Regions from separate parts of the Homo sapiens genome. Here region 2 is linked to region 1. A link is an interaction called in ENCODE POLR2A ChIA-PET data of the cell type or tissue named here. Cell type or tissue: PC-9. All regions are shown on one strand. Links, peaks and the distances in the headings refer to the core of each region. The heading gives the core; the rest is flanking DNA. Region 1 has its middle 41 kb from the start of MAP1B. Region 2 holds the start of LOC107986382 (a long non-coding RNA gene).

Region 1 (15,471 bases), core at 2,828-10,827:
ACTGGATGTATCCATGATGAGCATTAGTGCTCTGCTAACGACGTCCTCTTGTGCACATGATATTGATCTGCTTGGGTTCCAGTTCACCAACTCCAGCTGCTCCCTGCTATCAGGAAGAAGGTGCTGAATAAGCAAGGGAAGGAAGGGACAGACCAAAGGGACTAATTCTTTCGTTTCACTCGGGAAGGCCTACGTGACCCTCAACAACATCAACAACAAAAAATTGCACTACAAGCCTGCCCCTAACAGTACTGGATAAATGAATATGTGGTCCTGCCTTCGGGGGGCCACTCAAGGGGCCCGCAGTATCAGGACCTGACCCAGGCCCTGCATTTTTCTCTGGTTCTTCCTATGTGTCCTGGGATCCCACACCAAGAGGTGTGGGGTTATTCTTTCATGGCCAGAAACGGGGAATGCTTCAGAGAATGGAAAGTGGGCGTTTTAGAGACCTCGACTGTGTTATTGTTTTAGTTTCCTGAGTGCTGTCTCAGTTTTACCATCTGTAAAATGAATAGCATCCACCTCACTGAGATGCCGTGATGATTAAATGAGATAATACCGGCGAAGTGTTTAGTGCAATGCCCCACATGGGGTTACCACTCGAAAAAGGGTTCATGGCTATTGCTACTGCCCATAGTTCTCTGAGCTGATAATATAGGGGGCTACACCCAGAGCCAACGTGGGCCCCAAAGAATGGAGAAAAGCAGAGCTTTCCCACCCCTTTGCCCCTCCTTTATAGAGGAACTGAGGCAAATCACACATTTCCCACTTCTTTGTAGAGAAATCGAGGCAATCAGCTGATTTTGGCTCAGTTTCTCTACAAATGAGTGGGAAAATGTGGGGGCTCCCTTCCAATAAGATTAGAACTATCCAAGGGCTGGAGTACCTATTGTTTCTTTCAAGGCCCTACATTTGTAATCTACCATGTTAAACTCTTGTTGGTTTTTGTTTCACAAATTCAAAAAGAAAAATGTTTTCAGCTGCTCCTTGAGTAGTTTTGTGTAGGCCAGCATTAGGTGAAAAATGTATCCACACATATACTCAAGCAATTAACTTGCTTGTGAGAATGAAATGAGCAAACCCAGAAATGCCATGCATTTTCCCACATAGAATGAGAGACTGAGCTCTTAATTTAAGATTGCAAGCACTGCAATGTTGTCCAGTTATTGAGACGCCTAGAGACGTGCATTTAAAATTAGAACCAAGGCTTATTGGATGATTACTATCTATATCCTATGTAAATATGAAAATTGTCTTTCTGTCTAAGTGGTTAAATATAGCGAGATCCTGAGATAGAGGAGTTCACATCTTACTGATATGGCAGACCCTATCTCAAGTTTAATGCTGTGATAGGTTAAGAGCACATTTCTTTAAATAGTCACAGCAGATCTAACAACTGGCTTTCTTCAACCTCCTTAAAAAGATACAAAATCCAAAAGCTAGAGCCCGGGAGGCTAAAGGACTGACATAGATGCCTTGTTTCATAACCAGTGGTATGAAGCAGGGCCCTTCTCAGGAGTTCCCCGAGTGCTTCCTGCTGCTGCTCAGGGTGGCACAGACTTTCCCTTCTCTCCATCAGAGGGTAAAGTGGGGATGGCCCTCTTGCACCTACTGTGCCTCTTGATTCTATGCCTTTCCCCTCTTTTTTCTGTTCCTCAGAGCCTTTCCAACCTAGTCCATTCTCTATGGTCCAGGCACATACAGTCAGGTCGAAGCCACAGTTCCACTTTCCTGCAGCAGGAGAGAATTGGTGGGTTATAGCCCTCCACCGTCTGTTAGTTAGGCATTGGATCTGGTGCTTTCCAAATGAGGATACTTTCCATCCATAGGGATGATTGGATGTGTGCTGTTGGGTTGGGTCACCTTCTGACTAGGGCAGGGGTGGGGATGGCCCTATTTCTTCAGTGAATGAAGGCCAGGGTGCCCAGCCTCCTGCAATGCACAAACAGTCCACACAATGAAGGACTGTCCCAATGCCAGTAGCATCCCCATTGCCTCTAGACTCTTCCAGACTCTTTCCAAGTGACTCTTCTTTCTGTCACAGGCTTCCCTTCCCTTATCTAAGACTGACCTCTAAGGCCACTAACTCCTATTTTTAGGAGCTTCGTCCCAGTCCCATTTCTACCACAGACCTAGGGTGAGGTCTCTGTGTGGTAGTGTTAACTCTGTGTGTAATCCCAGCATCTTATTTGGCCAAGATCCAATGGTAACTCCTGACCTCCTGCAGATGAATTTTATCATTTATGGGCACAGAATGAAAATAGTAGTGAAGGTGAACATCTCACTCCAGTATCTGAGTCCCCAGTCCCACTCCCTCCACTTTGCTGGTGCTGTTCCCTCTAAGCTCTGCTCTCTAATTTTGGCCCCAACCCCTCTGCCTGACCAGCTGCTTGCTTCTTCCTTACTTAGCCAATGGCTCCATCTGGTCAGACCTTAGGATGATAAGCCCAGTTCTGGCCTCTTGCCCCCAGTCCTATTAGTGTGGTACCAGTTCTCTACTAGTAGAGACTTCTTCTGCCTGGACTACAACCCATTGTTCTGGATTTGGGTGAGGAATGTTCTCATGCAATTATCTCTGCGTGCAGGATTACAGATGGTTTTTATTCTCTCCTAATTATACTATTCTAATTTTATTTTTTTAGTAATCAGAATGTAATCTTATACCCTCTCTAGTTAGTCTCTTATTTATGTTTTTTTATTATGCAAGGATTCTATGAATATATTTTAAATATATTTCATTTTTTGTTAAAACAATGACGTTAAGGTATTTAGAGTAAAAGGCAATCATTTCACTTCCCTTGGCCCCAATTTAATGTATTCTTTCCAGAATTTATCAGCTTGATGTGTATCACTCTAGAACTTTTCTATGCATTTACCTATAAATACATCATTTGTATGTACGCATACATCAGCTATAAACTCAGCCACACGTAAAGGTTAACAAATGATTACTTCTAGGCAGCCATGTGGTCCACCATCTTGGTTAGTCTCCATTTTGCTCTGCCCATCCTGAGATTCCTGCTCTCTTGGCTCAGGTTCCTTGTCTGCTTTCCCCAGCCTGATGGGGAATATGTTCAAATATTAGACAATAACATATAGGTAGGTAGCTACCATCTTCCTCTGGGTGCCTCAGAATTATACCTGAGAAAATACATAACACAATTTGCATTTTATCACATGCTGACTTTAGGGTGATTTCTCAATCTTGGCAAATTTAGGGGAAGACATTTTTACTACAATCTTTTACAATTTACAAATAATAAAACTATGTGGTCAGTTTATCAGCCCCAAAGTAGGTATTGTCCTATTAGACAAATAGTTGAACATCTGATATGTGGAAAAATATCCGACTGAGAAACGACAAGTAAAAAATAGAATTCAGAGAAGCAATGAGTCATGGCCTAAATGAACAAATACATTAAATGATATATTAAATGGAACAGGATCTCCAAAGGAACGTTGAGGCTGGCTTAAGGTAATCTTCCCCATCTCAGAATTGTAGATCTTAGAGGGTCGCAGGGATACTGGGGATCACAAACACTTTTTTTGTAACTTTATCATTTGCTTGGGTTTTTAATTCCCTTGAAGACATGATCAGCCCTCTTTACACTACTGCACACACACGCCCTTATTTTCGTCCTAAAATAAAGTTTGATTTAGACCAATTTTTTCTCCCTTACATGACTATAAATCTACCTCCCAAATAGATAAACAACCTGGCTTTCTGGGTTTAGCAGGATGGTAACATCTATGCTAATCCCTGATCAGCCAGGTGCTTGCCCCCTGGGAGACCTTGAATTAAGACCAGCCTCCCTGCTCCTTGCTATTCTCCAGTTACTTCCTCAGACAGTCACATTAGCATGCTCTTCTGCCCTCCTGGCCTGTGGGATAGGCTAACAAATGAAACATGGGAAAGATGTTTGCAAAAAGGAATCCCTTGTTGACATAGGCATGATGAAAAGAGACAGGTCAGCTCAGACAGGAGGCTTTACATCCCGACACTGGCTCCACCTCCAGTCATAGAACCCACCACCCTAAGTGAGTGCCAAGCACTGTGCTTGCAGCTAGGGGAAGGCAGCGATGAAACAGTCGATCTAGCTGGGAGGTGCTGACTAAAACATATGGAAAAGCAGACAACAGTGCTAGAAAATAGCTAGTGTCAACACCAAGTGTCACAGGATGTAGTTTCTGTATTCAGAATTTAAGATATCTCCTATGCAAGATGCCCCATCTTCATAGGTTGTGCGCCTTCTTAGGACCGCAGCTTTTGCTTCGTGGTGTAGTGTTTGGTTATAACTGATTTAGTATTGCTTATTATTTCATATATGTTTGTCGTCCCATCTGGCTTGTTAAGTCGTTGCAGGTGAGAGTCACATGCTTCTCTTAATACCTAAAAATTCATGGGCATGTAATGATCTCTCTTTCCCTTTTTTTGCAGTTCGAAATGTAATTCATATATCATATGATTGACTCATTAAAGGACAGAATTGGATTTTTTTTAGTATATTCACGGAGTTGTGAAACCATCATTACAACTGATTTTATGACATTCCCATCATGGCCCAAAGAAACACTGTGCCCTTTAGCTTTTTACTCCTCATCCTCCCATCCCTTCCCCCACACCCAAGGCAAACACTAATCGACTTTCTGTCTCTATGGATTGCCTATTCTGGACATTTCATATAAATAGAAGCATATAATATGTGGCCTTTTGGGTCTGGCTTCTTTCACTTAACTGAATGTTTTCATTCATGTCATAGCATATATCAGTACTTCCTCCTTTATGGCTGAATAATATTCTATTGTATGGATAGACTACATTTCATTTATCCATTTATCGGGTGATGGATATTTGGGTTCTTTTCTCTTTTTTGGCTATTATGAATAACTCTGCTATGAACATTCATACACAAGTTTTTGTATGGACATTTTTTCATATGTCTTGGGTATATCACAGAGTAAAATTGCTGGTCAAACGCTAACTCTGTCTTTAACTTTATGAGGAACTGCTAGACTATATTTCAAAAATGGCTGCATCATTTTACACTACCACCAGCTGCGTATGAATGAGGTTTCTGATCCTCACCAATATTTGTTATTATCAGAATTTTTGATTCTAGCCATTATAGTAGGTGTTAAGTGGTATCTCATTATGGTTTTGATTTCTATTTCCCTGATACCTAATGATGTTGAGCATCTTTTCATGTGCTTAATGGCTATTTTATATCTTCTTTGGAAAAATGTCTATTCATTTTTTTTCCCATTTTTAAATTGGGTTATTTATCTTTTTGCTATTGAGTTATAAGAATTTTTAAAATGCATCCTATATACAAGTTTCTTATCAGATCTGTGATTTGGAAAAACTTCTCCCATTGTGCAGATTGCCTTTTCACTTTCTTGATGATGTCCTTTGAAACACAAAAGTTTTTAATTTTAGTAATATTCAATTTATCTACTTTTTTCTTTTGTTGCTTGTGCTTTTGGTGTCATATTGTAAGGCTCCATTCCCAAATCCAAGGTCATCAGCATTTACCCCTATGTTTTCTCCTAAGAGTTTTATAGTTTTGGCTCTTCCATTTAGGCCTTTGATCCATTATGAGTTAAATTTTAGATGGTTAAGAATAATTTTTTTTTTTTGAGACAGAGTCTCACTCTGTCACCCAGGCTGGAGTGCAGTGGTGCGATCTCAGCTCAGTGCAACCTCCGCCTCCTGGGTTCAAGCAATTCTCCCTGCCTCAGCCACCTGGGTAGCTGGGATTACAGATGCTCGCCACCATGCCTGGCAAATTTTTGTATTTTTAGTAGAGACGGGGTTTCGCCATGTTGGCCAGGCTGGTCTCGAACTCCTGACCTCAGGTGACCTGCCCACCTCGGCCTTCCAAAATGCTGAGATTACAGGCATGAGCCACCACGCCTGGCCAAGAATGATTTCTTAATATACGTCTGTTGACTGTTGTATAATCAAAAGAAAGATCAAGCTAAGTTTTATTACTCATTCAGCAAATATTTATTGAGGACCTACTATGTGGCAGGTTCTTTTTAGGCATTTGGGATACAGCTGTGGGCAAAACAGGAGAGCCCTGCTCTTAGGAAGTTCTAAGAATAGTGGGAGACAGATAGTGGCATCATCTCAGATACAGCAGGAAATGCTGTGAAGAGAAAGTACAACTTGGTTTCAAAAAGTTTGGCCTGGGGACCTGATCCAGTCTGGAAGGCCAGGGAAGGCAGCAACCTGAAGAGGGAGGAAGAGGGAGTGAGGCAAGTGTGGGGTGAGGGGTAGGAAGAATGTTTTTAGCAGAAGAAACACCACACTGAGTGAGAAAGGGCAATGGGAACAAGAAAATTAGAGACGCAGGCAGGGGACAGAATCAGGAAGACCTTTTATTAAACCCTTCCTGTATTCCCTTGGAACACATGATCTGTCCCCCCTCACACTACCGCACACAAACATCTTTCTAAGCTCTTTTCTGTGCTGCATTATTTTAAAGAAGTTTTATTCCAACCCTGGGAGGCAGGGTCATTATGCATTCCTTGAATGAAGAAATCTTTGCCCAGGGAGGTGAGGTGACTGAATTGTAGGCCCACCCAGCCAGCAAGCAGAGAAGCCAGTTGCAAACCCAGGGCTGTCCAAGCCCACGCCCTGCTCATACAGGTCTGCTGCGCTGCCTCTGCTCAAGATGAGTCATCCTCCAGGGAAGCTCTGAGGTTGAGGTTTAGGAAAGAGCAGCCTTTATTGAGATATTTTAGTCAAGAATTCTGAAAATACTTGTCTGGAAGAGAGACTAGAGCACACAACTTGGGGCTAGAGTCTTCCGGCTGTGAAAGCATGAAAATGCCAGCTGCCCTACCGGTTGTTAGGGAAAAGCCTAGTCACCCTCAATGTCAGGAAGCCAAGCTTAATTGTTCCTTTTATGCAAAGAAGACATATTCTAAGATAAAGTTTTCCGGAGTCTCATGGCCTCAGCTTGGTGGTCACAGTGGACTTGAGGGGTCCATGCTTCTCTGGAGGTGCCTGATGTAAGATCATTCTCGGCTTACTCTGAAGAGTTCAAAAGCTGGACCTCAACATCATGTCACCACATGATGGTCCTTGCCTTGACCAGAGTGATTGATTCTTCTGGTTAAAGAAAACTAATAAATCATTTTATTTACTCTACTTCCCAAAAAGCACTACAGCCCTTTAAGGGACAGTGTTGCTGGTGTGGGTACGTGAATCTCAACTCTGCAGGCATCTGGAGAAGACTGATGGCACAGGAAACCCTAAATGCAGATGATATTTCCCACCTGATTACCCAGAAGCAATCAGCCTGGTGTGGCTGTACAGCCTTGGGCAGCTAAATGTCCTCCTTTGGAAGTTGCAGGCTTTTAGATTTCGGAGTCTGTCCAGCTGGAAGCTCAGGCAGAGATGATAAAGCAGAACTTATGGTAAAGCTTTATGAAAAGTAATATCCTAAAAGTAGATGGGGAAAGTTGCTTATCTCAGACTACAATGCTTCTTGAAATTTCTGTACATTTCTACCCCCACCCTGAGCCAGCCCTTCTCTGCTTATCTGTGAACTTGAAAATGAGACTAGGGATAAATTGGCCTCAGCGATGAGCTTGTGCTCTTGGAGTGTATGACTAAGTGCAAAGACACTTGTGGCTCGTGTAACTGGGTCTTACCACCTCATTTCTCTATTCCAGCTCATACTCTTATGTCTTAATCTATTTTGCTTGACAAAAGGCAGTGTCACAATTTCAAAATGCCGAGGGCCAGGCATGTCATTTTCATAAATGATTGAAATGGGCTAGGAGTTTTGCAAGAAGAAGCAGTACAAACAGAAAAACTGGAGATTCCCTCTCTAGAAGGGGCAACAGCTACTCAGTCCCAATTCATTGTTGCCATGCAAAAATTGGGCCAGTGTTGGAAGACATTATCATTTTTTCAAAAAAGCCAGAAATCCTTAATTTTATTGAACATTTTTATATTTAAAGCAATGTGGGGATCAGGCACACTGAAGGCTTATAGGCTACCAGCTTGCAATCTCTGCAGAAGAGCGTGGTGCCTGCAAACACAGACTCTGGAATCCAATTAACTAAATTTGCATTCTGTGTGAACTGTGGACCTTGAGCAAATTATCCAATCTTTTATTATCATCATCAATTAAAAATTCACCCATTGAGATGTTTTGAGAATTAAACGTGGTTAGCAGAATTCCTGACCTATGGTAAATTCTCAATAAAGGTTAACTATTCATATTCTACTTTGAGTTCCTTTGAAAAGACAATCTCCATCCTCAAAGAGCAGGTTTGCAAAGACTCCTAGTGCTGAAAACTGCCCAGCAACAGGCCCTGCTGGGAGTGTCTGAGCTGTAAGCTCAGAAGAGCAGCCGCTTGCTTTCCTGCAGCTCATCCAAGGCCAGAAACCCAGCCCCTCCCCCACTAGGCATGCCCAGAAACTATAGATCCTGCCTTAATTACCAGCAATTAAGCCGCTTCAGCCTGCAATACAGGATCAGGCACTGCGCCCTGGCCTCCTGAGGACCTTACAGGAACACGGCTCAGCCCTTCCAGATCCTCCCTTACCTCCAACCATTTATTTAATCCCTGGCCACCCCTACTCCCTCTTCAAACCTCCCTGGTGTCAGATACACACTGAGCCATGGAAACCTGAGGACCTTGGGCAAGGGTCCTTCTTTAGCTGCATTCTAACCCTCTGCATCCAAACAGGCATTCCCAAGAGCAAACCTCAGCTCACAGGAATCTCTCTGGATCACATGAGAGATGGAGGCCCCTGTCCTTGCCAGTGCATTTTCTTCATTGGCTAAAAAACATTTGTAAGAGGAAATTTTCTTACATCAGGGAAAGGAAATAATACATTTACTCAAGTGGGAAATAAACTTGAGAAAAGAAAAACAAAAGGCCTTCTAGAATGGGAGAAAGGCAGACTAGCAGAGGCAGAGGTGTTTCCTTATTTTTTAAATTTTTTATTTATTATTTTAGAGACAGGGTATCTAAAAATAAAGAGACCCCATTTTAGAGCTGGGGTCCCCAGCTTGGATGACAGAGCCCAGGCTGGAGTACAGCAGCACAACCATAGCTCACTGCAGTCTCAAACTCCTGGGCAAAAGGGATCCTCCCACCTCAGCCTCCTGAGTAGCTGGAATTACAGGCATGCCCTGCTGCCACACCCAGCCACAGGTATTTCTTTGAAAGAGGACCCTCTGCAAAAATTGAGTGAGTTAGTTAGGGAGATGCTGGGGGAGGTAGCCATTCAGACAGTTCTCCAGATACCTGTGCAGACTTTAAATAGCAAAATGGTAAGAACACCAGGGCTCAAACTTGGAGATCCATTTTAGTAAAAGCATCTCTGGGTTTGAAGCATTCTTGGACACAGGCAGGTAGGAGAGGCTGGAATAAGGAAGGCTGACTTTTCCCTTCGCCTTTGAGTTTCACATCTATGGCACAGTCTGAAACAGCTAGGAAATCTCCTCTACCAGCTTTTGTTTGCAGCCTTGGTCTCAAGGCGGCTTTTCCTAGCCCCTGGGGAGACTAGGCATGTGGCTTACACCTGCTCTTGGCTCTGGGGCTCTGAGGCCAGATGAAGCTAGTACTCAGGGTAGCTGAGCCACATCCATCTGTGACCCAAGGTTACAATGAACCTCTGGGAGGCCAGGCAGGAGCTTCCGTGGTCTCTAACCCACAGATGGCTTTGTTCTATTTACAGATCCAGAGCCAATGGAAATTCACTAATTCAGTAGTTATTAATGTCTGTCAGCCCAGTTAAAAAAACATACACACAATTAGAATTTAACGAAAATTTAAAATGAAGATTTAATGTAGCTTCTTTATATATATAGATCTTTTATTTCTTAGGCATGTCTGTGTTTACCTAGATAATTCAGGCAAAAAAAAAAAAAAAAAAAAAAAAAAAAAAAAAAAAAACAACTCCCACCAGCTTGACTCAGTGTGATTACCTACCTCAGCAGACTCTTGCTCTTATTTTTCATTTGTAAAAATTAACCAGCCAGGCGTGGTGGCTCATGCCTGTAATCCTGGCACTTTGGGAAGCCAAGGTGGGAGGATCACTTGAGTCCAGGAATTCAAGACCAGCCTGGGCAACATAGAGAGATCCCTGTCTCTACAAAAAGTGAAAATAAAAAATTAACCAGGCATGGTAACATGTAACTGTGGTCCCAGCTATTCAGGAGGCTATGGCAGAAGGATTGCTTGAACCCAGGAGTTTGAGGCTGCAGTAAGCCATCATCAAGCCACTGCACTCCAGCCTGGGCAACAGAGCAAGACCCTGTCTCAAAAAAGTAAAAAATTAACCAGATTATGGTGTGAGTTCTTACATCACTAAGCCTCTGCATGACTGGTTACTGGGTGCTTTACCCATGTGTTCTTTCCCCTATTCTACGATCTTGTTAATTGTATTCTACCAAACGGCAGACCTACAGCCTCAATAAGCAGCCACACAAGGACAAGTATAACATGTTAGTGCATACCCAGCTCCGTCAAGTTCTAGTACTTCAGAAAGTATGACAAACCAAGTAGACGCATGGTAACATTAATAAAAAGTAGAGGTCATTGATAGAAGCCTGGGAAGTTGGGGTGACATCAACCAGAGAGTCCATTACAACTAAGGATGTCTAGTCCAGATTGGAGGCTTCCAGGTATAAATCAGGGAAATTCATGCACAAACCAGGACATGTTTCTGAGGAAGCTTATTCACTGGTGTGGTGAATAGGGTCACACGATGAGGGAGAACTCAAGTAGTAGAAACTTCTGGTGGAAATGTTAAGAATAATCCCACAGGACTAGCCTCCTCTCACTTTTATCTCATCCCAGGATGAGATATACTAGGTCCTGGACCTCTGCTGCTTAGGACAAGTGGACTTGCTCTGTTTTCTCAGTTGCAAAATTAAGCAATTGGACTAGATACTCCCTGAAACCCTTTCCAGCTGTAATATCCTGAATTCTAAGACATCCTTACTTTATTTGTTCCCAAGCCTCCCCAACTCAACCCACCTCTACCTCATGTGACTGCACATATCAGGTGGCCTCACCTCCAAGTAGGAAGAGTCAGGGAGTTAGGAGAACATTATCCCTTAACCATTGGTGTTTCAGCACCACGGAGAGCGACACGAACGCGAAACTACTCCCCCATCCACTTTGCCCCCAAACCCTTAGATATGCCTATGCCCAAGTCATAAATATATCTCTAAAATAACCATTAACATATTTATTACAGAAATGAAGCCATTTCAATTTCTATATCTAACCCTATTTGCTCCCTTAGTCCTAACTCGATCATCAGTCATCAAGTTATAACAAGCATTTTCTTGTGTAGCCAAGCCCCAGGCCATTGAAGAATATTAGAGGTCAGTGGGTATAAACTCCTCCCAACATAGGAAACTCTCCTATACTATCTCTAGTGAGGGATATCAAGTGTCTGCCTGGTTACTTCCAGGTACAAGAAGCTTGGTACTTCATTGGAGATGACAAAAACTCTATTAGAAACTCATTTCTTTTATTGAGCTGAAAGCTGCTTACTAATAACAATTCTATTGTATTCAGATCTAGAATATGACCACTTCTTATCCCCTCCACCACTAGTCTTCTGGTCCTAGCCTCCATAAAGTTGACATGAAGGATTAAAAGGAGTAATCCTTTCAAGGTCTATGTCATACTCATGTCACTTTACTGCTCTATACTCTCCAGTGTCTCCCCGTTTCTCTCAGAGTAAAAACCAAACTCCTTATTATCATCTAAAAGGTCTTTCATGATTTGCCCCTCGTTTCTTCATCTATCTCTAACCTCATCCCCTACCATTCTTTCCTTCACTCACTCTGCCCCAGCCACACTAGCCTTCTTTGCCGTCCCTTGAACACCAAGGACACTCCTGCACTGGGTACCTTACATTTGCTGTTTCCTGTAACAAGAATGCTCTTCCCCAAGATACCTGCATGGTTCATTTTATCACCTCTTTTTAGTCTTCCCAAACGCTGCCCTAACAGTGAGATCTTCCTTGGCCATTCTGTGTAAGGCCCCACACACTCTATATCTCTGTTCACTCATAAGCAGTGATTGGTAAAAGCTGGTAAATATTTAACAGCCCATTTGGAGGAGGGATACTAATTTGTAGCATTTGCTGATTTCTGTGATGCAAATAGAAATTGCACCACCATAGCCAATTGCAGGCTACCAACGTGAGGTCACTGAAGGCAGAATTGGGAAAGGCTAACATTTTGTTCTGATGAACCCAAATAAACCAGATTAGCACACTGCTGCAGGTCGTAGAGGAAAGGAGCATGCACTCCTGGGGGTGAGTGCAGTGGTGGTCATGGGGTTGAATCGAGAGAATCCCAAAGGGAGGAAACACTGATGGGGAAAGAATTTTCCTATAGTAGGAGCATCTAGCTTTACTTCTGTCTTTCCAGTTGCTTTTGGAACAACTAAACCTTGGTGTTCTGTCTGCTCCTTGAATACCACGTGTTAAAAGCCAAACCCTTGCTTACCCTATCAAGCCAACATTTGCTAATTTTTCTTCTTCTGTCCATGGCACCACGACCTCTCATTCTTCCTTGCCATATATATATATATACACACTCCCAGTAGTCCAGACCCTCCAGGCTGATAGGACCATGGTATTTTGGAATAACTTATCTCCATAGCCAATGAGGACATGTGGATGCTTATAGATTGTATAGCGGGGTAAGCTGAGTGTATCAGGAACTGTCTATTGCTCTTTTCTCTGGTCGTCTGCATTTCACATTCTTGACTATAAGGGCTTTGGAATCACTGAGCCCATGTCATCTCTGGCTGTGCAGTGGACTGGTTCTGTATTTCCAGGACCATCTGACAGCACCTCCAAAGTCCCAGGACAACTGTCCTCACCCGTCACTCTTCAGCACATTGGTTTCTTGATCTTCTAGGATTATACATTCTCACTACCCCCAAAAATACACTTATGCACATTCCTATAACATTTTGCATCTAACTTAAGGATTACGCAGACTGCCCATGAAGCCAACTCACTGAATTCCTCAGTAGTCATGGCCCCCAAGTTAATCTCTAATGTCTTCTACTAGTTCTAATGCAGTACGATTACTTTATTCTTTTATGCTCCCCCAAGCTTAGTCAGCCAAGCAAGAGAGAAAGAGAAAGAGAGACAGAGAGAGAGAGTTAAATTATTCTTACTTAATTGGTCCTCTCCAGCTAAATATTGGGTCTTAATTATCAAATTAGTAAAGCATCTCTATGTTATTCATAATATGCTTACAAAAAAATGGATATGTTTTTGTAAACTATGTTTCACTGAAGGGTTTGACTAATGAGTTAATACAAAAACACTGAAAGCAAATTATATGATTACAACTCTTTTCTATCATTTAGAATGTTTATTTGCAATAATCTAATGCAAATAAAAATAGCTTCAAATAAGATGCTCAGTTTCATTTTTAAAAAGAGAAATGAGCTGTTGCAGTTGGTTTTAGACACTTATTTTGATTTTATTTTTTACATTGTGGTCTTTATGATGTAAATATATTACAAACTTCAGTCATTTTACCAAGAGATTATTTTTATTATTCTTGACTAACTCCTTTATACCCTTCAACATTGTCCTTTGCTTCTCAAAGACAACTCAGAATTTTTCAGAATTTGTTTTTTTAAAAAAGAACAACTACACAAAAATCAATCTTTTGATTAGAGTCTATACAGCCATTCTTCTATCACAACTCTGATTTTCATTTGGATGCTGTGGACATCTTGGAGACTCACCCACAGATTGCAATATCCTGAGATTTATCAGGCTTTTTGGCCAATTTTGAATAGGTACCGATTTGAGATTATAGGAACTATTGTGAAAGAAAGAAAAGAGGAAGATTAGTGTGTATGTATGGTGCATGCAAGCCCTTAAGTTTGTGCATAGCTTAGAAAAAACAAAGTGTGTACATCTGTCCACTCAAAGCAGTTGGAAATGAGGAATGCTGTTTTAAGTGGCACAACTCATGTGCCTATACATAAGATATGCTCTTGTAGGTGCATCACTTTCAGAAAAAAGTTAGTAAATGCATTAAAACATGTACTAAAAACTGCTTCTAGTTTGGAAGCTATAGTCAATTTTTTGGATAAAATCTAACCCACTCATACCAAATTGCTTCCACCTGTAACTGGGAAGTTGAAAGGGATTCTTCCTATTGCTTGACTTTTTTAAAAAACAAACTGGGTTATAATTCACATACCATAAAATATGCTCTTTTAAGGTATGTACGTCAGTGGTTTATAATATATTCACAAGGTTGTGCAATAATTACCACTATCTAACTTTATAACATTTTGTCACCCCTAAAAGAAACCCTATACCTATTAGCAATCACTTTTCATTCCTCCCTCCCCCAGCCCCTGTCAACCACTAATAAAGACAAAAAGTCTGATTTGGTTTGACCCATTCTCAATATATCATATATTTGGCATTTTGTGTCTGGCTCCCTTCATATAACATACCATTTTCAAGGTTCATCCATGCTATAGCATGCATCAGTACTTCATTCCCTTTTAGGCTAATATTTTATTGTATGAATATACTGCACTTTATTTACCTGTTTATAGGCTTTTAGACTTCTGAATTGTTTCCTCTTTTGGCTATGAATATTCAGGTATAAGGTTTTGGGTACACAAAGGTTTTCAATCCTATTTGGTATATATATATATACCTAGATATTGGTGGATCATACAGTAACTCTGTTTAACTTTTTGAGGAATTACCAAATTATTTTCTTTTTTTGAGTTGGAGTTTTGCTCTTGTTGCCAAGGCTGGAGTGCAATGGCACGATCTCGGCTCGCCACAACCTGAGCCTCCCAGGTTCAAGTGATTCTCCTGCCTCAGCCCCCAAGTAGCTGGGATTACAGGCATGTGCCACCATGCCCAGATAATTTTGTGTTTTTAGTAGAGACGGGGTTTCTCCATATTGGTCAGGTTAGTCTTGAACTCCTGACCTCAGGTGATCCACCTGCCTCGGCCTCCCAAAGGGCTGGGATTACAGGTGTGAGCCATCGCACCTGGCCCAAATTGTTTTCTCAAGAGACTGCACCATTTTACATTCTCACCAGCAAAGTATAAGGGTTTCAATTTTTCCATGTCTTTGTCAATGCTTGCTATTGTGCATCTTTTGTTGTTGTTGTTCTTGTTATTTGTCCATTTTAGTGGGTATGAAGTGGTATCCATTGTGGTCTTGCTTTGCATTTCTCTAATGACTAATGATGCTGAGCATCTTGTCATGTGCTCCTTGATCATTTCTATATCTTCTCTGGAGAAATGTCTGTTCAAATTCTTTGTCCATTTTTAGTAAGGCTGTTTGTCTTTTTATTGCTAAGTGGTTGGAGTTCTTTTTATGTTGTGCATAGCAGACCCTTATTCTATATACTATTTGCAAAGATTTTCTCCCATTCTGTGGATTGTCTTTTCACTTTCTTGATGGTGTTCTT
Region 2 (15,866 bases), core at 4,664-12,663, 150 kb after region 1:
CACCTATAATCCCAGCTACTCAGAAGGCTGAGGCAGAGAACTGCTTGAACCTGGGAGGTGGAGGTTGCAGTGAGCCAAGATTGCACCACTGCACTGTAGCCTGGGCAACAGAGCAAGACTCTGTCTCAAAAAAAAAAAAAAAGAAGAAGAAGACATATTGTTGGGTTTAGTCATCTGTGGCTCTGAGTGGTCACACTGGGTACCTTTCCAATGGGGCTACATAAAAGGGATCTGAACAACTACTGTTCTCAGGAAGAAAAGTGGGAAGTTCTTTAACTTCTAATCCCAGTAGCACTCCTTCTCCCACTCCTTCTATCACATACATGGACAGACACACAGACATAGCATGTATGCACAATTATGGATATAACAACTCCATTTGCTTTCCTAAGAAGGGCAAAAATCTTCTTCAATTCACCATCAGACTCTATCCTCACCTTACATTCTTCAAAGCCATAAATAAGGTATGAAGGAGTGAATAAACTCAAGAGGAAAAAAGGCCTTTTATGTGATGGGATTCAGGACATGCCACCCCAAAATATGACCAGAATGTGCCACCCTCAAATATGCTTCTTTGGCATAAGGATTATTTGAAGTGGTTCTTTTGACAAACTGCAGATACAGCAGTAGCTCTGAAAAGTTGTCTTTTTGTAAGAGAAATTTACATTTACAAAAGAAATTCCCATTTTTAAGGGTGCCTCCCTCTCTGCACCAGGAGGAGAAAGATTACTAAATTATCAGAAACTCTTCATCAGTGGAGAAGGCATCCACTTAAATCTGCATAGAAAATCTTACCCTTGGTTTATGGTGCTTTTCCTGGCCATTGCATCTTAATAGGGCCTTTTCCTATACACTCCTTTTTTTGTTTCAGAGAAACAAAATATTTAAGCCTAAAGTCTAATTTGAGATCTACAGGAGGTGTGTGTGTTATTAAACATTTGTTTGCTTTTCTCTTGTTAATCTGTCTTTTATTAGAGGGAGTCCCAGCTAAAAACTCACGTAGAATGGAGGAGAACGTTGTTTTTCCTTCCCACACATGTCTCACACTCACGGCAGAAAGCAAGGAAGAAGGGAAGGGAAAAATAACACTGGAGTAAGTGCTGTTGGAGAACCTTGTTCACAAGTTTCAAGAAGCCTGTCAGGCCCTGGAATTAACCTGCTCCCAAAAGAGATCGGTTGAACTATGTCCCCAGATAAACCCTCAGATTCCCGAATCTCCATATATCACATCCTCAACCGGTAGTGGTGTTTGATCATCTTCTCCAGATATACAGAAGAATCACAGGAGATCTGGCAAGAAGCTGCAACATTTCCTACTATGTCTGGTTTTCTTCTTGGTGTTGATGATGAGGCTTAAGAGATGATATAAGGAGAAGGAGAATTTCTTTTTGGAGATTAATAAAAATAATATTGAACCATTGCTGCATAACAAGCTGTCTTAACATTTAGTGGGTTTGTTACTGGAAAGGGGTTCCAATCCAGACCCCATGAGAAGGTCCTTGGATCTCATGCAAGAAAGAATTTGGGGCAAGTCCACAGAGTAAAGTGAAAACAAGTTCATTAAGAAAGTAAGGGAATAAAAGAATGGCTACTGAAAGAACAGAGCCACCCCAAGGGCTGCTGGTTGGCTATTTTTATGCTTATTTCTTGATCATATGCTAAACAAGAGGTGGATTATTCAAGAGATTTCCAGGAAAGGGGCAGGCAATTCCCAGAACTGAGGGTTCCTTCCCTTTTTAGATCACATAAGGTAACTTCCAGACATTGCGATGGCATTTGTAAACTGTCATGGCCCTGGTGGGAGTGTCTTTTCACATGCTAATGCAATATAATTAGCGTATAATGAGCACTGAGGATGACCAGAGGTCGCTTTTGTGGTCATCTTGGTTTTGGCAGGTTTTGGCCAGCTTCTTTTTTTTTCTTTAAAATTAAACTTTATTTATCAAAGCACCGTTAGAACAGTGAAAAGTCACAGCATGGGGGAAGATATTGGCAATATATATTTTTATTTCAATAGTTTGGGGGAAAAAGATGGTTTTTGGCTACATAAATAAGTTCTTTAGTGGTGATTTCTGATCGAGATTGTGGTGCACCCATCACCTAAACAGTGTACACTGTACACTCATCCCCCTACCATCCTTCCCCGCAAGTCCTCAAAGTCCATTATATCATTCTTATGCCTTTGCGTCCTCATAGCTTAGCTCCCACTTAAAAGTGAGAACATATGATGTCTGGTTTTCCATTCATGGGTTACTTCACTTAGAATAATGGTCTCCCATTCCATCCAGGTAGCTGCAAATGCCATTATTTTGTTCCTTTTAATGGATGAGTAGTATTCCATAATATATGTATGTGTATGTGTATGATATATATGTCACATTTTCTTTAGCTACTTGTTGGTTGATGGGCATTTAGACTGGTTCCATATTTTTGCAGTTGCGAATTGTGCTGCTATAAACATGTGTGTACAAGTGTCTTTTTCATATAAAAACTTCCTTTCTTCTGGGTAGATACCCAGTAGTGGGATTGCTGGATCAAATGATAGTTCTACTTTTAGTTCTTTAAGGAATTCCACATTGTTTTCCATAGTGGTTGTACTCATTTACATTCCTACAAGCAGTGTAAAAGTGTTCCCTTTTCACTACATCCATGCCAACATCTATTATTTTTGATTTTTTAATTATGGTCATTCTTGCATGAGTAAGGTGGTATTTCATTGTGGTTTTGATTTGCATTTTTCTGATAATTAGTGATGCTGAGCATTTTTTCATATGTTTGTTGGCTATTTGTACATCTTCTTTTGAGAATTGTCTATTCATGTCCTTAGGCTAATTTTTTATGGTATTATTTGTTTTTTTCTTGCTAATTTGTTTGAGTTCCTTGTAGATTCTGGATATTAGTCCTTTGTTGGATGCATAGTTTGTGAAGATATTCCTTCCACTCTGTAGGTTTTCTGTTTACTCTGCTGATTATTTCTTTTACAGTGCAGAAGATTTTTAGCTTAATTAGGTCCCATCATTTATCTTTGCTTCTGTTGCATTTGCCTTTGGGTTCTTGGTCATGAACTCTTTTGTCCTGCTTCTTTACTGCATCTTGTTTTATTAGCAGGGTCTTTGTGACCTGTATCTTGTGTTGACCTCCTATCTCATCCTGTGACTAAGAATGCCTAACCTCCTGGGAACCAGGAGGTCTCAGCCTCATTTTACCAAGCCCCTGTTCAAGATGGAGTTGCTCTGGTTTGAATACCTCTGACAGTTTAAAATGACATTGATCATTTGTTTTGCTCATTAATCTGCAATTTGAACAGGGTTCAGTGCAGCCAGCTCACTTCTCTCCAGCCGGCATCAGCTGGGGTAGCTTGCCTGGAACTGGAGGTTCCACTTATAGATGGCTCATTCATACGGCTGGCAAGTTAGTGTTGTCTGTCAGTTTCTCTTCAAATGGGCCTCTCCACAGTGTGGCTTGGGCTTCCTCACAGCATGGAGGCAGGGTTTCAAGTGTGAGCATCCCAAGATATGCAGGAAAAAGGTGTATCATTTTTCATGACCTAGCCCCAGAAGTCACAAAATATCACTTGCCCCATAGCCACTTGTCTATCTACATCCAAATAAAGAGAACATAGACTGCCCACCTCTATTGGAGGGGAGGAGAGTTACAGTCACATTGTAAAAAGAGTATATTGATTGGGGAGATGCTGTGGTAGCCATTTGGGGGAAAATACAACCTGCCACAAACATTAGCTATAACTAATATATGCTGAGTCCTTACTCTCTTCTGACTCTAGCCTGAAGTGTTTAATATGGGTTCTGATTCTAACTTCCACCAGAAGCCTATAAGGTAGATCATAGCATTATCCCATTTTACACATAAGGAAACTGAGGCTGAGAGGGAGGTTGATTATTTATCAGCTTGAAAATGGTAGAGCTGGACTTCGAATCCTGATCCACTTGGACCAAGTGGCAGAGCTCACAATTACCATACTACATGCCTCTCAGCAGTGATGGGTGGTCCTGATTTGGGATGTATTAACGTGAAACAATGGAACTGGAACAGAACTGAGGACAGGAGCCAAATTTTGGCTCCAGCTCTACTACTCATAATTAGAGATGTCATTTATTATATGCATCCTCTCACATATTCCTTGACATTATGCTTTGCAGGACTTATTATAGGATGCCCATTGAACAGGTCAGATAATTCAGGCTCCAAGAGGTGAAGTAACTCGTCCAAAATCAAAAATATGTCCAAGTCACACAGATGTTAAGTAACTGAACTGAGATTTAAAACCAGGTCTGTCTTACTCCAAGACTCTTAATCACCTCAATCCATGGCCTGGGTCCCTGGACAAGCCACTTCACTCCCTGAGCCTCAAACACTTCACCTGTAAAAAGGGAAGGAACCATGATTTCTAAGGTCCTCTTTGTTCCAATGACTCTACTGGATGGCCCTGGGCACTGGACACTGAGGCCTCTGGTGTTAAATCCCCTTAAAACATGGTTTCTCAACCTCAGCACTATGAATATTTTGGGCTAGATTTTGGGATAAGATTTTGTTGTGGGTGCTGTCCTGTGCATTGTAGGAATTATAGCAGCATCCTCAGCCTCTACCCACTGGGTGCCAGTGGCATTCCTTCCCCTCAGTTGTGACCACCAAAGTGTCTCCAGGCATTTCTTAATTTCCCTTGTGGGGAAATCTTGCTCCACCCCTTTGTCTCTTGCCTATTGAAAACCTCTGCCTTAAGTAGTTCAATTAGAAGTCTTTACAGAGGTCCTGGTGGTCAGAGCCACCTTCCTCAGAAGTCCCTGTCTCTTTACTGGTAATATCACCAGCTGAGAGGATCAGGGAGGGATCTGGATGGTATGACAAACCCATATTTTTCCTCTTGTTGAGCTATTCCTTTGCTTTGGACTCTGATCAACAACTCAGAAATTGATGGGACACAGATGTCAACAAATAGCCAAATGCTAGACCAAATGTAGGGAAGCAGGCTCTTTTCCCCTCCCCTCTCCCTGCCTCTCTCCCTCCCTCCTACCCTGACTCTCTCTGTTCTCTCTCTTTCACTCCTAACTCTGTTTTCTGTGTGTGTGTGTGTGTGTGTGTGCGTGTGTGTGTGTGTGTGTTTGCGTCTCTCTCTCTCTCTCTCTTCTTCTCTCTCTGTCTCTCCACCTCTCTCTCTCACCAGACATTGGCAGGGCAAAGGAGATCACTGTTGCCAGGAGATTGTTTGCATTCCCGGGTCTTTCTGGCAAGGCCTTCCTCTGAGTGGAGTCGAGGTAAGCCAGCCACCCATCTCCCAGTACCAGGCAGCCTGGCACCAAGGGTCTAAGCTAAAAATGTATCCTTCTAAGCTTTGCCTCCAATAGGTACTTGAGCCTGTGGAGGGGCTGACTCCTTTACAGACACTCCTTTCTCCAAATGAATTGTCATCTCTTCTAGGATTCTACAGGGTATTCAGAGCAGTGGTTTTTTAAAAACAAACTTAAAGAAAAATCAAGAGATTTGCTTGCCTCTGGTCATTTGGCACCTCTTTCTCCATAGCCCTTAAAGATAACCAACAACCCTTGCAACTCCAGTGCCAATTTGGGGTGCTCTGTAATGTAATTCTTCTGGTCTTAAAAGCCGCACTCACTGTGCAAATAGATCTTTCCCAAGCCCCAACTTCATCTTTGGATTACATTTTCCTTAAGAAATGTTTATTCTATAAATTTGCAGCTTGGAGATCCTTCTCCCTGATGGAGTAGGGAAGTAAAACAGGAAATGAGCAGTGCTGCTTGTCTTGCTGTCTGTCAACATTACATCATCTGCTCCTGGCCTTTATTTCTTCGTTGCTCTTAATCCCTGTGTAGCTTCCTAAGAGCCCTTGGTTTTTGCCCTTACCACTTTTCACGAGCCTCAGTTTGTTCTGGGATTTTACCTTTTTGGCTTGATTCCTTCAGGTTTGTGTCCCTCTTTTGTGTTTGTCTTGACTATATGGCCATATTTTTTCCAGAAGAATAATATTACACCACTAACATTTTATTTAGTAGCCTCTTCTATGCCTCCTAACTGAAGCATTTTCCCTCTTAGAGCCTCTAGCTATTAGATGTTACCTCTGTTTTTCTGGTTTTAGTCCTGAGCCTTCATACCCCCAGACCATACACTAGCAGGGCAGTTCTAGAAGTGCAGAGAACAAAAGAGCATGGCTTATAAAAGAAATCCCAATCCCAACAGAGTGTGAGATTAAAACAAAAACATAAAAGGAAAATGAGAGTAATAAGGAAAATTAAGGCACTTACAAACTCAGATTTCCCTGATCACCTGAGATGTTTGTAAAAAATGCAGATTCTTGGCCTCACCCCAAACCTCTTGGCTTTCTAGGATAGAAGCCAAAACATTCATTTTTAAACAATTCCATCAGCTGTTTTTTATGTATACTAAAGCTCAACAACAACTTCACTAGAGGCCAAAGAAAGGAGAGCAGAGTGAGATTTGGTGGCTGAAATGGATTGAAAAATCAAAGCCTACCCATTTCTCTGTACTACTGAATCACTATGAATTGAAACTCTGCCAATTACAAAGGAATACTTCAGCCTGGGTCAGAAGGCAGTTGAACATTAGAAGAAACAAGACTCCTGTTGAAGTATTTAGAGAGAAAGTTCTAGGGCTCAGTTGTAGAACTAGAACTTCTTGCTGACCTTATAATAGTCATTATTGCATTCTCTTCTTAAACCATCTGCATTTAGTAGGAAGATAACTCATGCTCTGTGATAGATACCAGGGCATCTGACAGTGAAAAGATGAGTTTTGAAGCCCAGCAGGTCACATTTGAGTACTATGTCTTCTACTTAATAGTCAACTGATCGTGTTCAACTTGCTTAACTATATATGCGAAATGAAAATAATAACACTAACTTTGATATTTGAGAACATCAAGTGAATAAATAGTATCTATAAAGCACCTACTGCATATTGGTTGTGCAACCTACATTCCTTTCTCTCCTTCCCTAAGGAAGATGTACTCCCAAGTATTCACCATTCTTCCCATTCCTTGGAAATTCTTAAGGAAAACTTCCCATCTAGTTTAGCTCAGTACAAAACTGCTGAAAACAGCCAAAGATCCAGGACAAGAAGGACTGATTCTGTCTTAAGGGGAATTCTAATTTATTGACTTCAATTAATTATGCATTACCTGTTCAAATCAATTGTTGCTTTGTCATAACTTCAGAATGAATAATGATCTGAAAATTAGAAACTTCTCTGTTTTGAAATGTATCCTGGAATTCTTTTCAAAAAAACCTGGTTTTGGAATATGAAGGCTATGGGATTTTGGAATTTCCTTCATACAATTTTGTTTCTTTTGAATAATATTTTAATCTTTGCAAGTACAGTGTGGATTATAGTGGAGTACCCTGGGAATCTGTATCCTTAACTACAGAACTACCCTTAATTCTAGTTCTGTTTTTCAACTAACATTGCTTACTCATTGGCAATCAAGGGCGCTAGCTATCTACCTACACATCTACCATGAGCTACATAACATCTAATTTGAATTGGTAGGTCACTACCTCCAAGCTCCAGCAACCCCTTCATACTCCTTCCAACACTTGTTTTGGCAGAACTATTCTCAGAACTCTCATGGAAAGCTTTAGTGGACTCAATAAGGAGTTTTGGTTTGTGTTCACATCTTGTATGTACGTAATATATTTACTGTTTTGGTCAGTTAAGGCTGCTATAACAAATTATCATAGACTGGTACAACAAACATTTATTTTATCAAGAAACATTTATTTCTTACAGTTGTGGAGCCTGGCAAGTCCAAGATAAAGGAGCCAGCAGATCCAGTGTCTGGCGAGAGGTTACTTCCTGGTTTGTAGATATCTGACTTTTCATTGTATCTCACATAGAAGAGCAAAAAATAGCTAGCTCTCTGGCCTCTTCTTATACTGGCCTGAATCCCATTCATGAGGATTCCATCCTAATGACCTAATGACCTCCCAAAGGCCTCTTCTCCAAATACCATCACATTAGGATGAGCTTTTTATCATATGAATTTGGGAGGAAAAAGGGGAGACAAAAACATCCAGTCCATTGCAGACTCCTTGGAGGGTAAGCCCTAGGAATAGAATCTGAGGGTGGAGCATGCTGCCAAGCCCTATTGTGTGAGAAACAAGGCCTGGAGTGTAATTTTTTTCAGCCTCTGTTGTTGGAGGGATAGTAATGGTGTGACTCACACAGGAAATATCAAGGTGCTATACAAGGGTGAAAAAGCTTAGCAACTTCCTAGTCATCACTATTGCAGAAAGAGGGCAGCTAGAGGGCTCTGGTAAGCTAGTTATATTCATTAACAGCCAGCCATTTTTGTATTAATACATAATATTTTACATATTTATGGAGGTATATATGATATTTTGTTACATGCATAGAAAGTGTAATGATCAAGTCAGGGTATTTGGGGTATCTGTTACCTTGAGTATTTATCATTTCTGTATGTTGGGGATATTTCAAGTTCTCTCTTCTAGCTACTTTGAAATATACAATACATTGTTGCTAACTACAGTCACCCCGCTCTGCTGTCAAACATATAAACATATACCTTCTATCTAACTGTATGTTTGTATCCATTAAACAACCTCTCATCATCCTCCCCTCCCACCCACACCCCATTCCAGCCTCTGGTATTTATCATTCTACTCTCTGTCTCCATGAGATCAAATTTTTTAGCTTTCACATATGAGAGAGAACATACAAAATTTATTTTTCTGTGTCTAGCTTATTTCACTTAACATAATGGAACTCCAGTTCCATCCATGTTGCTCAAAATGACATAGTTCCATTCCTTTTCAATGGCTTAATAATATTCCACCTTGTACATATAACACTTTTTTTTATTCATTTGTCCATTGATTGACATTTAGGTTAATTCCATATATTTGTTATTATGAATAGTGCTGCAATAAACATGTGAGTATGGGTATCTCTTTGATATACTGATTTATTTTCCTACAGATAAATATCCAGTAGTGGGATTACTGGGTCATATGGTAACTCTGTTTTTACTTTTTGAGAATCTTCATACTGTTTTCCATAGTGGCTGTACTAATTTACATTCCCATCAACCATGTATAAAAATTTTCTCTTCTCTGCATCATCTTACTAGCACTTGTTTTTTTTTTTTTGTCTTTTTAATAATAGCCATTCTAACTGGGATGAGATGATATCTCATTGTGGTAGATATCACATTTGATTTGCATTTCCCTGATGATATATATATGCCTAACATCACTTAGTTGTTTGAGTTTCTGACATAACCTGGGTATTAGTTCCTTGTCTGATGAAGAGTTTGAAAATATTTTCTCCAATTCAGTAGATTGTCTCTTCACTCTGTTGATTGTTTCCTTGCTGTGCAGACACTTTTTAAATTTAATATAATCCCATTTTTTCTATTTTTGTTTTTGCTCCCTGTGCTTTTGAGGTCTTAGCGATAAAATCTTTGCCTAGACCAATGCCATAAAGTGTTTTCCCTATGTTTTCTTCTATTAATTTTATAGTTTCAGTCTTATGTTTAAGTCTTTAATCCATCTTGAGTTGATTTTTATATATGGTGAGAGATAGGAGTCTAGTTTCATTCTTCTGTATATTGATATCCAGCTTCCCATGTCCTCTCCTCAATGTATGTTCTTAGCACCATGGTTGAAAATCAGTTGTCTAGAAATATGTGGATTTATTTCTGGATTTTCTATTCTCTTCCATTGGTCTATGTGCTTGTTCTTATATCAATACCATGCTGTTTTGGTTACTATAGTCTTGCAATATATTTTGAAGTCAGGTAGTGTGATGCCTCCAGCTTTGTCCTTTTTGTTCAGGATTGCTTTGACTATTCAGGTTCTTTTTCAGTTCCATACAAATTTAAATTTTTTCTCTATTTCTATGAAAAAAATGACATTGGCATTTTGATAGGGCTTGGATTGAATCTATAGATATCTTTGGGCAGTATGGTCTTCCTAATGATATTAATTCTTTTGATCCATGAGCATGGGATGTTTGTGCCCTCTTCAATTTATTTTATCAGTGTTTTGTAGTTTTCCTTTTAGAGATCTTTCACCTCTGTTCCATGGTGGGCAGGCCTATGCAAACCTGCCCCCAAAGTCCATGGAAGCTGACAGACAAAAGAAGGAGACTGATAAATCCAGTTTCTTAGAAAGAAACATTTAATCATGACTTATGAACAGAAGTTATGTCTATGTCTTAGGTGGCAGCAAGACAAGGTGGTGGATCCCTGCCCTTATCCAGATTCAGGGGTTATATACCATAGGAAACTGGTACATGTGATTTGGAAGGGATATGTAGGGCAATTGAGGTACAATGACATCAAGGTTGCTTTGACCTAAGGGCAGGATTTATGTTAAGTGTCTGCTCTTACACAAGGAATAATAGATAAACTGGAAATCTTAGAGGCCTTCTTGGAACTGGGGTTAATGAGAAGTCAACATGGCTGATTAGCAACCAAGATGGAGTTGCTTTCACCTCTACAACCTCCTTGGTTAAATTTATTCCTAGGTGGTTTTTTTGTAGCCATTGTAAATGGGATTGACTTCTTGATTTCTTTCTCAGCTAGTTTATTATTGGTATATAGAAATGTCACTGATTTTTGTATGTTGATTTTGTATACTGAAACTTTACTGAATTTATTTATCAGATCTAAAAGTGTTTTTGGTGAAAACTTTAGGTTTTTCTAGATGTAAAATCATGTCATCAGCAAAGACGGACAATTTGACTTTCTTTTTTCTAATTTGGATCCCTTTTATTGTTTTCTCTTGCCTGATTGCTCTGGCTAGAACTTCCAGTACTATGTTGAATAGGAGTAGTGAAAGCGGGCATCCTTGTCCTGTTCCACTTCTTGTGGGAAAGACTTTTTAGTTTCTCCCCATTCAATTTGACATTAGCTGTGGGTTTGTCATATATGACCCTTGTTATGTTGAAGTAAATTCCTTCTAAGCCCAGTTTGTTGAGAGTTTTTGTCATGAAGGAATGTTGAATTTTATCAAATGCTTTTTCTGTGTCTATCAAGAGGATTATATGGTTTTTGTCTTTCATTCTGTTGATATATCATGTTTATTGATTCATGTATGTTAAACAATTCTTGCATTCCTGAGATAAATCCCACTTGACCATAGTATATAATTTTTTTGATGTGTTGTTGGGTTTGGCTTGCTAGTATTTTCTTGAGAATTTTTGCATCTATATTCATCTGGGATATTAGCCTGTGATTTTCTTTTTTTGTTGTATCCTTGTCTAGCTTTGGTATCAGGGTAATGCTAGCCTTGAAGAGAATATTTCCCTTTCCTTAATTTTTTGAGGCCTTGAAGAGAATATTTCCCTTTCCTTATTTTTTTGAGAATTGGTGTGTTAGTTTTGCTTTGAAAGTTTAGTAGAATTCGGCCATGAAGCTATCTGGTCTTGGATTTTTCTTTTTTGGGAGACTTTTCATCGCTAATTCAATCATGCTTTTTCTTATTGCCTTGCTCAAGGTTTCTGCTACTTCCTAATTCAATCTTGGTAGGTTGTATGTTTCCAGGAATTCATCCATTTCCTCTAGAGTTTCTAGTTTGTCAGTGTATAGGTGTTTATATTAGTCTCTGATGATCTTCTGTATTTCTGTGATACCAGTAGTAATGTCTACTTTTTCATTTCTTGTTTTATTTACGTGGGTCTTCTCTAATTTTTTTCTTGGTTAGCCTAGCAAGTGGTTTGTTGATTTTCATCTCCAAAAGACTCAGCTTTTAATTTCATTGATTCTTTGTATTGGTTTTTAGTGTCTATTTTGTTTAGTTCTGCTCTGGTCATCATTAATTCTTTCCTTCTACAAATGTTGGGTTTGGTTTGTTCTTGTTTTTCTAGTTCCATGAGATGCATCATCAAATAATTAGTTTGAAATCTTTTTAGTTTTTTGATGTAGGTATTTACTACTAAAAAGTTTCCTTTTAGCACTGCTTTGCTGTATCCCATAGGTTTTGTTACATAATATGTTCATTTTTATTTATTTCAAGAATTTTTTTAATTTCCCCCTTAATTTCTTCCTTGACCCACTTGTCATTCAGAAGCATGTAGTTTAATTTTCATATATTTGTACAGTTTCCAAAGTTTCTCTTGTTGTTGATTTCTAGCTTATATTCTACTGTGGTCTGAGAAGATACTTGATATGATTTTGATTTTTTTTAAATTTGTTGAGACTTGATTTTGTCCTAACATATGACGTATCCTGGAGAACGTTTTGTGTGCCAATGAGAAGAATGTGTATTCTGCAGTTGTTGGATAAAATGTTTTGTAAATATTTGTTAGGTCCATTTGGTTTAATGTGAAGTTTAAATTCAATGTTCTTTTAATTTTCAGTGTAAATGATCTGTATAATGCTGAGAATAGGGTACTGAAGTCCCTAAGTGTTATTATATTTGGGTCTGTCTCTCCCCTTATGCCTAACAATATTTTCTTTGCGTATTTGGATATTTTGGTATTGGATGCACATATGTTTAGAATTGTTATATATTCTTGCTAAATTCATCCCTTTATCATTATATAATGAGCTTCTTCGTATTTTTTTACTGTTTTTGTCTTAAAGTCTGTTTTCTCTGATATTAATATAGCTCCTCCTGCTCACTTTTGCTTTCTGTTTGCCTGCAATACCTTTTTCCATCACTTTGTTGTCATTTTATGTGTCTTTAGAGGTGAGATGAGTTTCTCATAGGCAGTATATCATTGAATCATTTTTTTAATCCATTCAGCCAGTCCATATCTTTTAGGTAGCAAGTTTAATTCATTTACACTAAAGTTTATTATTGATATATAAGGGCTTATTCCTTTCATTTTATTACTTAATATCTTGTTTGGTATATCATTTGTTTCTTTCTTTCTCTGTTACTGTTTTCATTGTGGTTTGGTGGTATTCTGTAGCAGTAACATTTAAGTTTTTCTCTTCCTTGTTTGTGTGTTTGCTCTAGCAGTGGTTTTTATATTTTCATGTGTTTCCATGATGGTACTTATTGTTCTTTTTCTTCCAGTTATAGAAATCCTTTAAACATTTCTCAAAGGGCCAGTCTAGTAAGGATAAATTTCCTCAGCTTTTGCTTCTCTGGGAAAGACTTTATTTCTTCTTCCTTCATGAATGATACTTTTACTGGACATAGTATCCTTGGCTGGAATTTTTTTTCCTTCAGCACTTTAAATATCATCCCATTCTCTCTAGTCCTGAAGGTTTTTGCTGAGAAATCCATTGTTAGTCTGACGGGGATATCTTTATTGTGACTAAGTGTTTTTCTCTTGATTCTCTAGAATTTTATCTTTGTCTTTGATTTTTGACAGTTTGACTATAATGTGCTATGAAAAAGACCTTTTTGAATTTTATCTGTTTAGGGATCTTTGAGCCTCTTATATCTGGATGTCTAAATCTCTTGCTAGACTTGGGAAGTTTTTATCTATTATTTTGTTAAATAGGCTTTCTAACTCTTTTGTTTCCTCTTCACCTTCTGGAACACCAAAAATTCAAATATTGCATTTTATGAAAGGGCCCCACATGTTGCAAAGGCTTTGCTTATTCTTTATTATTTGTTTTAATCTGACAGGATTACTTCAAATGACCTGCCTTAAAGTTCTGATATTCTTTCTTCTGCCTGACCTAGCCTATTATTGAGGCTTTTGAATGTATTTTGTATTTAATTCAATGTAGTTTTCAGTTTGAGAATTTCAGTTTTATTCTTTTTCAAATCTGTCCCTTTGATATGAGGATATCTTATTCATATCCTGAATAGTTTTTCTCATTTTTTAATATTGTTTTTCAGAATTGTCTTGTATCCCACTGAACTCCTTCAGTATCAATATTTTGAATTTTTCTGGAATTCTGTAAATTTTTTTTGGTTGGAATTTGTTAGTGGAAAATGATTATATTCCTTTGAAGGTGTTACAGTTCCTTGCTTTTTAAAGTTTCGTATGTTTTTACATTGATAACTGCACATCTGGTGTAACAGTCACTTCTTCCCATTTTTTAAATTTGATTTCATAGGGGAGGAATTTTTCCTGAAGTTATATCTATTGTGTTTTTTGGGTAGGGCACTTTGGTTTTGATTCTGGGTGCATGCAGTACTGTAGTTTCTGTATGGTTACATCAGTGACGTCTGTGATTTCCTTGATGGCTTAGGGTGCATTTGTTAATGGGGGCTGTGGTAAAGTTTGGCTGAGGATTAGGACATCAGTTGGGCAAGTCTTGAAGCCTCAGTGGTGGCAGCGGTGGGCTGAGCATGCCTGTCCTTGAGCCCCAGGGTGGCATACACTGGTCCTGGTGTTAGCAGCTCCAAGCCAGTCAATTATTGAGCCTCCAGGTGGATTGCTTGGGTGCTGGGAATGACAGCAGTGAGTTGGGTGGGTGAGTAGGTTCTCAAGCTATTGGGAAGAAAATGTGTGGCATGGTTAATGGCAATAGTAGTAGTGGAACAACCCTCCGGGACCCAAGTGGTCCACATTGGTATTGGCAGTCATTGCAACAGGTTGGGTGGTCCAGTCCCCAGACCTACAGGTGAGTGTCAGCTTTGATGGTAGCACCAAGTTGAATGGAGCCAACCTCAGATCCCAGGAAGAGTGCTCAGGTGCCACTCATGGTGGACTGGGCTGGGTGATCCCCAGGCCCCTAGATGGTGTGCTCAGGTACTTGGGAGTTGGGAAGCAGCACCAAGTTGGGCAGACCTGCCCTCAGGCCCACCTGGTGGTACAAGCAGGTGCGAATGGGCAATCATTTTTATTAACAGGTAAAGGAAGCAGCCAACATTTTGCCAGGCACATTAGGAAAAAGCAGAGTTGTCTGGAGACAATTAGTAAGACTTAGTACATAAAGCAAGTACTTAAAGAAAGAAAGATTCTGGTGCACAGTGGCCTGGGGACAATAGCAACAGGGAACCCACAAAAGAGGATACAGAGACTTGGAGTAGAGACTCTTTCCTGAATTTTATTTGTTAAGGGTGACTATTCTGTAAGTAGGCAGGAACTAGAGACTGATGTGAAAACCTGCTGTATATTCTTTATACTTTTTGCAATTAACTGTATGTTTTAAATTGAATCTAATTTCCATTAGTGATTCTAGTCATTCTCAACTAAGCCTTTGTTCGTTTTCACGAACCCTTTTAAGTATGTTCAAATGGAGACACGTGTCTAAGTGAACTCTACTTGTTACACTTAAGTCTCTGATGTCAAGAACAGTAAAATCCAGGTAGTCCGAACCTTCCCACATTCACCCTCAAAATTCTGTCTTAGTGAGGCTTAATTCCCAAGATCCCTGGGTCTTAGGAAATAAAGAGCAGAAGCACTCCGTAAAATCAATAGACACTCCTAGATGTTGATTTTGGTTAATTGGCCTCCCGGGAAACTCTGCTTTAACTTTTACTTAAGTCAAGAATTTTAAATGGAAAGCTAAAAAGAAGTATAAATTAAGGAAGGAGGTGATCAAGAAGGCACTAGGCATTTGGATCTAGTTATTATAACAAATAACAATTAATAACATAATGTTTCAGACACAGTAGAAGTTTATCTTAGTCCAAGGTAGATGTTCCTTCTCAGTGGAGGTTGTCTTGCTTCCATCCCCCAACTGTCATTCAAGGACTCAGGCTGACAGGGGCTCTGTCATCTTCATCTAGAGTTTCTAAGATCACCACAATCATCTCCATCCCAGGGGAAAGAGCAGGAAGGAGGACTTAAAGGGAAATATCCATGGGCCAAGACTACAAATGGCACATACCACTTCTGTTCACATTTTTGGCTAGAACATAGTTACATGGCATCACCTTACTACAAGGGAGTCTGGGAAAGGTGGCCTTAGTTGTGTGCCCAGCAATATGAGGAAACAGATG

Evidence for each region. Peaks named below come from ENCODE experiments on the same cell type or tissue, not always from the same donor. Only the 100,000 strongest peaks of a DNase experiment are listed, where the experiment ranks them.
Region 2: POLR2A ChIA-PET joins it to region 1 with 20 read pairs; 3 of 35 experiments call an interaction of 5 or more read pairs at or near these places.

Annotation. Positions count from the first base shown.
Region 1 is chr5:72,059,057-72,074,527 of GRCh38, reverse strand. No RefSeq gene overlaps it. Among named protein-coding and RNA genes, the nearest start is that of MAP1B, 41 kb to the left of the region's middle. In PC-9, for the core only: no CTCF peak of the experiment used is centred there; DNase peaks (open chromatin) are centred at 6,217, 6,677, 7,657 and 9,137; H3K4me3 peaks cover 772 bases; H3K27ac peaks cover 4,575 bases.
Region 2 is chr5:71,915,080-71,930,945 of GRCh38, reverse strand. LOC107986382 (a long non-coding RNA gene) reads left to right here and starts at 5,130. Exons shown (of 3, transcript XR_001742515.2): 1 at 5,130-5,273; 2 at 7,777-7,845. In PC-9, for the core only: no CTCF peak of the experiment used is centred there; a DNase peak (open chromatin) is centred at 8,195; H3K27ac peaks cover 3,799 bases.